Regions from separate parts of the Homo sapiens genome. Here all the other regions are linked to region 1. A link is a contact called in ENCODE Hi-C or POLR2A ChIA-PET data. All regions are on one chromosome and are shown on one strand. Each heading gives the region's core, a stretch centred on a gene start or an enhancer-like site at or near the end of the contact. The rest is flanking DNA. Distances are from core to core; before and after follow the strand shown. Region 1 holds the start of TM7SF3 (transmembrane 7 superfamily member 3). Region 2 has its middle 36 kb from the start of STK38L. Region 3 has its middle 64 kb from the start of STK38L.

What was found. Hi-C counts contacts between places; a loop is a spot of excess contacts on that map. ChIA-PET counts read pairs that join two places held with the same protein, here RNA polymerase II (POLR2A). Pooled maps may share reads with other maps.
Region 2: a loop to region 1 is called in a pooled map, with 4 times the contacts of the local background. The contact joins the enhancer-like site here to the promoter of TM7SF3 in region 1. A Hi-C loop is called at or near these places in 4 of 168 maps with a recorded cell type or tissue (IMR-90, ascending aorta, prostate gland and 1 more) and 7 of 50 pooled maps. POLR2A ChIA-PET finds 5 or more read pairs at or near these places in 5 of 52 experiments (GM12878, H1, HEK293 and 2 more).
Region 3: a loop to region 1 is called in a map with no recorded cell type, with 6 times the contacts of the local background. The contact joins the enhancer-like site here to the promoter of TM7SF3 in region 1. A Hi-C loop is called at or near these places in 2 of 37 single-sample maps with no recorded cell type and 9 of 50 pooled maps. POLR2A ChIA-PET finds 5 or more read pairs at or near these places in 10 of 52 experiments (A549, BJ, GM12878 and 6 more).

The regions. Positions count from the first base shown.
Region 1 is chr12:27,012,814-27,015,940 of GRCh38, reverse strand. TM7SF3 (transmembrane 7 superfamily member 3) reads left to right here and starts at 1,557. Exons shown (of 12, transcript NM_016551.3): 1 at 1,557-1,863. The coding sequence starts at 1,773. RefSeq lists a silencer at 1,365-1,864.
Region 2 is chr12:27,206,485-27,209,611 of GRCh38, reverse strand. No RefSeq gene overlaps it. Among named protein-coding and RNA genes, the nearest start is that of STK38L, 36 kb to the left of the region's middle. RefSeq lists enhancers at 889-978, 1,319-1,538. Within about 2 kb of position 1,416, at least 2 of the 41 ENCODE cell types and tissues checked have a DNase peak (open chromatin) inside an H3K27ac peak, as active enhancers do; they include GM12878, where a contact is called at or near this core.
Region 3 is chr12:27,178,466-27,181,592 of GRCh38, reverse strand. It overlaps the pseudogene LOC124902904. Among named protein-coding and RNA genes, the nearest start is that of STK38L, 64 kb to the left of the region's middle. RefSeq lists an enhancer at 2,576-2,625. Within about 2 kb of position 1,657, at least 10 of the 41 ENCODE cell types and tissues checked have a DNase peak (open chromatin) inside an H3K27ac peak, as active enhancers do; they include GM12878, where a contact is called at or near this core.

The DNA.
Region 1 (3,127 bases), core at 308-2,807:
TCTTAGAAAGCTCCTCCCATTTTGAGATCAATTTATTAAAAAAAAAAAAGAGCGCCCTCTTCTGCTAGCTCTTTTATGGTTTTATTACTTTGGGATTTTGTTTTCACAATTAGTGTGAGATAGAGTTCTGCTTCTCTCTGCCCATAGTGCAGCTAATCAGTTAAGAACACAATTTATTGAATAATCCATCCACTGATTCAGATGCTACCCTTATCATAATTGTCCCTTTCATCTTCCTTGGATTTCATCTACTGAGGGTTATAGGAATAGGGGCATGTGGGAGAGTGAATAAGCACTACAGAAATAGATAGTGCTACCAAAGGTGTGAAAATTTGGACCAGGCAGTGGGAAAGCAGAGAAAGAATTGTGCCTATGACAAAGATTATTTGCTTGGCCAAACTCTAGTACGGCTTCTGAATCTTCTGCTAGGTCCATCTGTGCACTTCTTTGTAAAAATCCAGTTTTAGCAAAGAACCCCCTTTCCTCCATATCTAATCAGTTTTCTCACCCTGCACCATCCCCCAGGTGATGTTATGTCTTCAGAAGTCCTGTTAGGTCAGTTTCACCAAATGCCCCTTACCTCTGATGCTTCCTCTTAGTAATTTTCCATCCACTGAACTCCATACTGCTGGTTGGCTATAAATTCCCTCTTGCCCACGCTGTATTCGGAGTTGAGCCCAGTCCCTCTTCCCCACTGCAAGACCCAGTTGCAGTGGTCCCTATGCCAATTGAGACAGTCCTCAATAGTCTTCGTTCGGTGCTTTAACAAGTATCATTGAATAATTTTGTCTTTAACACTTCTTCACATTATGGTCACAGCTATATATTGTTAGCTTAGTAGTGGACTAACTGAACATGTAATTTCCAAGCTATAAGTTGCTCATCAAAATATATAAGTGAAAAAAATTAAAACCAGGGAAGGAAAGCAAGACAATCCTCCCCAAATAACGTTAAGTCTATGCGTCTAATTCCACATCATCGATGAGCCATCTGTCACATGGACTACTGTCCCTCAAACAGCACTCAGGTATGAGACTTGAGACGAAGTTCAGACCAAGGCCGTGTCTTCGAGGATATTTCGCTTAGAGAAAACGAAACTACTTTTAAATGTAGTGCTTATGACTAGTGCGGTAACCACTACACAAACAGCATTCTCCTGGCATTTTTATGCTAACATAAGCCTCAGCAGCGAAGACAATTGCTACCGGGGGAAATAACCTTCAATTGTGTTTTTAGCAACTGATTCCTCTTTTTTGCTGTTGTAAAGGGCCGTTAAACACGGAAACAGGAGCCTGGCGACGTTAGTCCGCAACAGAAAGTTATTTTGTACTTTCACAGTGGGTTTGCCTACTTGGTGAGATAAAAGTGGGGCAAGACCGGGCCTCAAGCCAGGACTTCCTGGGGGCTCCCGGGAGCACCGCAGGCTGCGCGTTCCCCGCGCGCCGGCAGGAGGCGCGCGCTGCCTGGAAACGCCCCAGCGCCGCCCGCGCCCAGAGACCCGCCGCTGTGACGCAGCGAGAGCCCGGGAGGAGGCGCGGGAACGCGCGTTGGGGGTCAGGTGCCGGAAGAGGAAACCTCTCGCTGGGGCTAGGAGTTCGGCGGGGCGCGCGCCGGCGGCTGCGGAGCTGGCAGGTGCGAAGCGTCTGCACCTGGCGGGCGATGGCGCCCGATGCGGGCGCCCCGGGATAGCGTGGGCGAGGCTGCGGGGCCCCGGCGCGCACGCCCGCACCTCTCCCCAGCCCTGGCGTGGGCCCAGCCCGGCCCAGGCAGCAATGGGGTTCCTGCAGCTGCTGGTCGTAGCGGTGCTGGCATCCGAACACCGGGTGGCTGGTGCAGCCGAGGTCTTCGGGAATTCCAGCGAGGGTAAGGTCGGGGCGCCTGGCTTCTGCAACCCAAAGTTGCTTTTGCATTTCTTGCGAGGTCAAAATCCGCCAGGGGTCTGTCAGCCTAGCAGGGAGATGGTGCTGGGGGCGTTGGTACACGCTGGGTGGTGAGTCCAGAACCGGCACGAATGGTGTTTCCTGCAGCGGAAACACTCATGGCTAAGGAGGTCTTACTATTAACCTCCTCATTTAGCGGAGGAAATGGGAAGAGATAAATAATTCTCTTTTTTTAACACAGTATTATCTCCCTTAGGGAGCAGCCATGTTTGTGGCTTTAATTCAACTTACTAAAGCGCCTCTTTGCTGCCCAGTGGACTGTCTGAGCTTCTGGACAGCAAGACTTGGGGTGGAACTAGCGGCTTAATGACTGATGGCTCTCAAGCTGCATGGAATTTTTACACCCCCAAATCTAGAGGCTTTTCAAACTGGTTATGTTCTACAGAGTTTGAGAGGGAAAATGAACCCATAATGAGGCTTTATTTTTAAAGAGCCTTTACCATCTAATTTATTAATACCATCTGGAGACAGGAAAACATTCCATACTCACAATGAGAAATAAAGGACTTTCTGAATTACAGATACATAGACATACAGATAGAATGTGTATACCCTCAATTCTACAAGTTCAGCCACAAATGAAAAATAAACACAGAAACACAAAAGCTTGCCAGTCCAGGTATCAGAGTTGTTCTCCTTACTTGAGGGCAAGAAATTTCTAATCGATTTGACCTTAAAAAAGACAAATGGACAAAAACTGTGTTCTCTGTTGTCTCATATCCAACAGGAAATAGATCTCTATGAGATATTAATTCGTTTACAGAGATCACAAAATTCCCAATCATTGCAGCTACCAACAGGAAATAACTTGTCATCCATAAATGAACTGTAAAAAATAACAATTTAATAGAGAGTAAAACTAAAATGAGAAAAACAAGAATCAACGAAGTTCTATTGCCACTTCAAATTCACCTGTGGGAGCCAAGAAGCAACATGCCCGGGCTTGGCTCCCTATGAGTACACCATTTTTGATGATTTCAGGTGACTTTTTTTTTTTTTTTTTTTGACGGAGTCTCGCTCTGTCGCCTAGGCTGGAGTGCAGTGGCATGATCTTGGCTGACTGCAACCTCCGACACCCGGGTTCAAGCAATTCTCCTGCCTCAGCCTCCAGAGTAGCTGGGATTACAGGCGCCCGCCACCACACCCAGCTAGTTTTTGTATTTTTAGTACAGGCGGGGTTTCACCAT
Region 2 (3,127 bases), core at 167-2,666, 190 kb before region 1:
CACCCTGTATGCCTTTGTGTACCCACAGCTTAGCTCTCACTGCTAAGTGAGAATATACAGTATTTGGTTTTCTATTACTGAGTTACATCACTTGGAATAATGGCCTCCAGAACCATCCAAGTTGCTGAATAGCAATATTTTGTTCTTTGTTACAGCTGAGTAGTATTCCATGGTGTACACATACCACATTTTCTTTATCCACTCATTGGTCAGTGGGCCCTTAGGATGGTTCCATATCTTTGCAATTGGAAATTGTGCTGCAATAAACATACAAGGGCAGGTATCTTTGATATAATGACTTCTTTTTGAGGGGGTAGATACCCAGTGTTGGGAATGCTGGATATACTGGTAGATCTCCTTTTAGTTCTTAAGAAATCGCCATACTGTTTCCCATAGAGGTTGTCCTGATTTATATTCCCATAAGCAGTGTATAAGCATTCCCTTTTCATCACATCCTGGCCAACAGCTATTATTTTTTGACTTTTTAATGATGGCCATCCTGGCTGGAGTAAGGTTATGCTATCTCATTGTGGTTTTAATTTGAATTTCCCTGACGATTAGTGATGTTGGGCATTTTTTCATGTGTTTGTTGGCCATTTGTCTATCTTCTTCTGAGAATTGTCTATTCATGTCATTTGCCTACTTTTTGATGGGATTTTTTTTTCTTACTAATTTGAGTTCCTTGAAGATTCTGGGCATTAGTTTTTGTCAGATGCATGGTTTGCAAATATTTTCTCCTATTCTGTGGGTTGTCTGTTTACTCTGATGGTTATTAATACATAGACTTTTAAAACAAACAAAAAGGTTTTAAAAAAAATAAAACAGTCTGGGTGCAGTGGCTCATGTCTATAAGCCCATCATGTTGGGAGGCCAAGGCAGGACAATTACTTGAGGCCAGGAGTTTGAGACCAGCCTGGTCGAGGTAGCCAAACCTCATCTCTACAAAAATAAAAATAAAAAAGTCAGGCATGGTGGTGCATGTCCGTAGTCCTAGTCTCTGAGAGCTAGCTAGGGCTACAGACATGTACCATCATGGAGGATTGCTTGAGCCCAGGAGATCAAGGTTACAGTGAGCTATGATTTCACCACTGTACTCCAGCCTGGGTGACAGAGCAAGACCCTGTCTCAATAATAATAATAATAATCAATAAGTGATGAAACAAAACTTAATGCAGATTTAGGCTTGCTTGTTGTCAACATCGCTGCCTTCCTCCTATGTAATGGAAAAGAGGAACCAAGAATTCCATTTCTTAGAATCCCCTTCCCCATATAGTTCCAGAGTAGCATCTGCAAATGAGAGGCACCCAAATGAGCTGCAGAAAGTAGGCAATAAGGTGAAGTCATCACTCTCTGGAGGCCACTCTAAGCGGATATGTGGGCTGACTGCAGACCTGAAGTTCCCAGCAGTTTCTGGATGAACTAACCTGTGGGAATCCCCTATTTTAGTCAGCTGCATGCAAGCTGTGATGACTTGTGGGAGCTTCCCACAGGTTTCTTGATTTTATCATTATGCATTTTTAATTACCTTGCTGTGTTATGTATTATGTATTATCTCAAAATGATTGATTCTGACAATGGTTGTGACCTTTTGCTAATGGCACGTGAACACGGAGTGTTTGGGTTAGGATTGAGTTCAAATACATAAGATAAAAACCCAACTTACTAGCTTACACAAGTCAGAAATTTGTTTTTTCTCATTTATCTTCTCATGTAAGATAAATCAGGGCTGTTGGGTTGTTCTGCAACATCGTCAGTGTTGGCCAGTCTCCTTCCTCTGTCTATAATCCCGTCCATAGTGCTGGATTCTACCCTCGAGCTTGTTTCATGATCACTGGACAGCTGCTGCTCGTTAGCATTCCAGGCAGAAGGAGGTAGGAAGAGAAGAGTATATGTGCGTGAGTACTCTCCTAGATGCTCCACCCAATGACCTCTTCTGACATATCTTTGACCACCACTATCTGCAAGGGAGGTTGGTAAATATACTTCTCAGGGATGCTGGATAAAATATTGCATGGAGCATGCTTATGCTAAAAGTATTTATTGTTCATCTGAAATACAAATGTAACTGAGAGTCCTGCATTTTTATTGCTAAGTATAGTATGTACAACCCTAATAGTTTTATCTGACCAAATTCATTGCCATACTTGACAACATGGGGTTCTAACTGGAAGTTGAGTAGGCAACTGGTGGTCTCTGCCATGTTGAGCCTTCAGTCTATTGCTTGGTCTCCCACTTTTTAACCCATGCCTCCTCTCTCTATCCCTAGGGTAATTAGCCAGTTTTAGTTTCTACTAGGGTTCCCCATCTACTGCCATATCACCTGATTTCTAATATTCAAATGCTTTTTTCTTTTTTTTTTTTTTTTTGGCAGCACAGTAAACTCCATTGTGTGTGTGAAGTTTCCCTTGAAAGGTGAATTGAGAGGGGGGCATTTAGTTCAAACTGAATGTTAAAGACAACTGCATTGTAATATAATTTCTCACACTAACTTTACAGCCTAAATGTTCAGTTCCTCTTCCTTATGTAAAATGTCTCCTATCTTACTGCTTTTGTAGCACTTAGCTCTTTGTTTTAATAATTAATTTTAAGGTCATCAGTATAAGAACAAAAATGGTGATGTAATTATACTAAAAGGAGAGCAGAGGGGAACTTGGGAAAGGTGTGGAGAAGCAAACCGTGTTATCATCCATTGCAGTAGGAAGTCAATATACCATGTTTCACATTGATAAATCATAAATAGTTGAATATGCATATTATTTTAAAGGTTCCTTTGGACTTTGGTGGAGTGGAGCAGGAAACCATTGCTTCTCCATATAAATCATTTTGTATTATTCAATTTTTTTCAAACCTTGTGATTGAATTATTTCACTGAAAATTAAAATGTAAAGGAGAGGGCGGGCATGGTGGCTCATGCCTGTAATGCCAGCACTTTCGGAGGCTGAGGTGGGTGGATCACGAGGTCAGGAATTCAAAACCAGCCTGGCCAACATGGTGAAACCCTGTCTCTACTAAAAATACAAAAATTAGCCGGGCATGGTGGCAGGCGCCTGTAATCCCAGCTACTCAGGAGGCTGAGGCAGAGAATTGTTTGAACGTGGGAGGCGGAGGTTGCAGTGAGCCGAGATTG
Region 3 (3,127 bases), core at 408-2,907, 170 kb before region 1:
TAAATTTAGTGGGGGTAATCCAGTCAGTGAAAAAATGAGTAAACAAAATAATTTCAGGTACTGCTATGAAGAAAATATAACTCAGTGATGTGCTAGAGATTGTCTGGGAGACTACTTTAGATTCCATGCCAAGGGAAGGCTCTCTGGCAGGGGGTCTACAAAGGTAAGCCACCCTTCCCCATCCCATCCTGGTCTGACAAGGAGGGGTTGAGAAAAACAAGCAGAACTTCTCTGTGTAATATGCAAAAAGCATTTTTCAATGCTTGTGGGGATGGGAAATAATCTTAGGGAGATTCTTTTCCTGTGAACTGATTTCTTTTCCTTAGAATGAATCACTATAGTTCAAAATTCCAGAAAAATTATAATCTTACGAGATCTTATAAGAACCCATCTCCAGCTCTTCTTAAATTTTGAATTTTCCTTCAGACATTGTTTCTGTTGTGTAATGCTTCTATCTTATTTCCTTTTTTGCCTTCTCCTCTGATATCCCATTAGAAATAGAGTCATTTACTATTAAGTCTGGTCAACCACATGCATTTTGAAATATTTACTTCCCAATAAAAGTTAGATGAGTAATTTACATCTAAAAAGAGCTTCTACCACTGAATATCTCGGTCATCACTTGTAAACATAACTTATATGACTTTGTTCACTTTTTTTTTTTTTTTGAGACAGGGTCTCGCTCTGTCTCTCATGCTGGAATGCAGTGGTGAGATCTCAGCTCACTGCAACCTCTGCCTCCCAGGTTCAAGTGATTCTCCTGCCTCAGCCTCCCGAATAGCTGGGATTATAAGCATGTGCCACCACGCCCGGCTAATTTTTTTTTTTTGTATTTTTAGTAGAGACAGGGTTTCACCATATTGGCCAGGCTGGTTTCGAACTCCTGATCTCGAGTGCTCTGCCCACGTCGGCCTCCCAAAATGTTGGGTTATGGGTGTGGGCCACTGCACCCAGCCAGTTCACTTTTCTTTTGCATTAATGGGCACCATGATATTTTGAAGAGGGCACAGAGTGGTGAAAGACCACGGGCTTTGGGGTCAGGTCTAGCTTTGAGTCCCTACTCTTCCATTTGCTGACTGAGTGAATGTAATCAAGTTACTTAATCTTTTCTGGATGGAAATCGTAGCTACATTTTAGGGTTATAGAATCAAAGATACTCAATGAAAATTGTCTGGCAAACACTAGGCACTTAATTCACAGAAGTTATTACTATTATTCTAGTCATGTTCAGTAATTGATATAAGCTCTTGGATTCTATATATGGTTTTTCTGACATTTCCACTTTTGCCTTTTAAAATCTGCTATGAATGTACTTGTAAATATAAACCTTGTGTCTTCCAAATGCAAAGGGGAAAAAAACCAATTAAGATTACATTGAATAGAAGTAAGTGTGCTGGAATTAGAGCTATGTGATATTAAACAGATTAATTTCCATGGGCTGTTGATGCAGTCATAAGCCTAAAATAATTTGGCAGAGCTAAACCAGACTAGCAAAAACAGACTTCTGAACTGGCACATAGCACAAAAGGTAGTTCTCCTTATGCCCAAATATAGATGTTGACTCATGCAGGCTGGGTTAAACATCTGAGGAACAAAGTGGTATCACCCAAGGAGGCAGGATGACATCATTCTGCAAATGTTTCTCGTCTGTCTGGTTTTGGGGATTAGACCTTTTTAGCTCCTATTTCTCATAATTTCCATTGGTTGCTCTTAAATACTACCCTCCTTGAGAGATGCAACATCAGCTCCTGCCTATCTTTAAATTTCCTGTGCATTGCAAGTATTATTTTTCCTTGTCTGACATGGTATTTGGTTTCTACCTTACTAATTCTATTGAAAGTGGTCTCAAAGGAGCCACTAAAAATGGTCTAGTTGCTCAACCAAATAGCTTTCTTTTTCGTTTTCCTCTAGATCTGTGTACGGTGTTTGACACTGCTGATCGATTCCTTTTCCTTATCACTCTTTTTCTTTGCTTTCTTATGCTTGTCTCAGGATTCCTTTTTTCAAAAGGCAGTTCTTAGGAGCCTCCTTCATAAATTTCTCTTCCACAACCCGCCACGAGATGTTCTCCAGAGTTACAATTCAAGACCTTTTCCTTGTTCACACACTCTCCCTGCCAGCACATTGCCCTGTGTCCCCACTCTTATGCACCTTCCCCCAAACTCAACCTGTTCAGGTCCCTGAACCTGCCCCAACTAAGAACCTTCAATTTTCTCCATTATTTTCACAATAAAGCCCAGGCAATCTTAGAAGACCGTTAAATGCTTTATAACTGGGTCTTAGCAAATCTTTAGAGCTTCATCCTAACCACTGATGTTCTCTGCTCCTGCTCATGCTGTTTATTTATCTCTCTCCTTTCTGCTTTCCACAAAAATCTTGGAAATCCTCCAAGATCCAATTCAAATGTCACTTCTGCAAAATTTCCCTTAGCACCTTCCTCCCTGCTCCCCTGATGGAATTGGTGCCTTCATCACAGTTCCTATATGATTTTTTTGTTTGTTTGTTTACTAGTGTAGCATTTCCCACATTTTATTACTATCTGGTCTGGACTTATTTGTTTGTTCCCTTAAATGGTGATTTCTTGAGAGAAGTGACATTAACGTCTTTGTCTTATTATTATTCATACTACTCATCACAGTACCTTGTAGATAACTGTGTTCTCAAGAAACTTTTCTTGATTTGAATTTAACTTATTTTTCAAAGATCAGTCTTCTAATCAGGTGCAGTTGCATTGCTACTTAAAAGGAGAGTGAAAGAGAGAGAGAATCTTTGTCATCAGCTCATTGTATCTTAACTGTATTTAGGCTTTCATACCAAAGCTCTTTTCTACTCTCCATACATAATTAAACTGTGGGCAAAAGAAAGGTGTTCCATGCTATGTACAACCAACTCCCTGGTCAGCTAAATTCTAGTGCAGAATCATCGGAAAGAATCGGAATGTCTAACTTACTATATGGGAATAAAGAGTCTACTTAATTAAGTTGGATAAGCTCTTCCACGACATCAGTATATCATTTAGTACATTTCTTCTCCTAGGAGATTAAATAGGGCCTGGATATATGTTATAATAAATGCACACAAGCTCTAATTTTGTTCAGCCAAATAAATGGTTACTTAAAACTAAGCC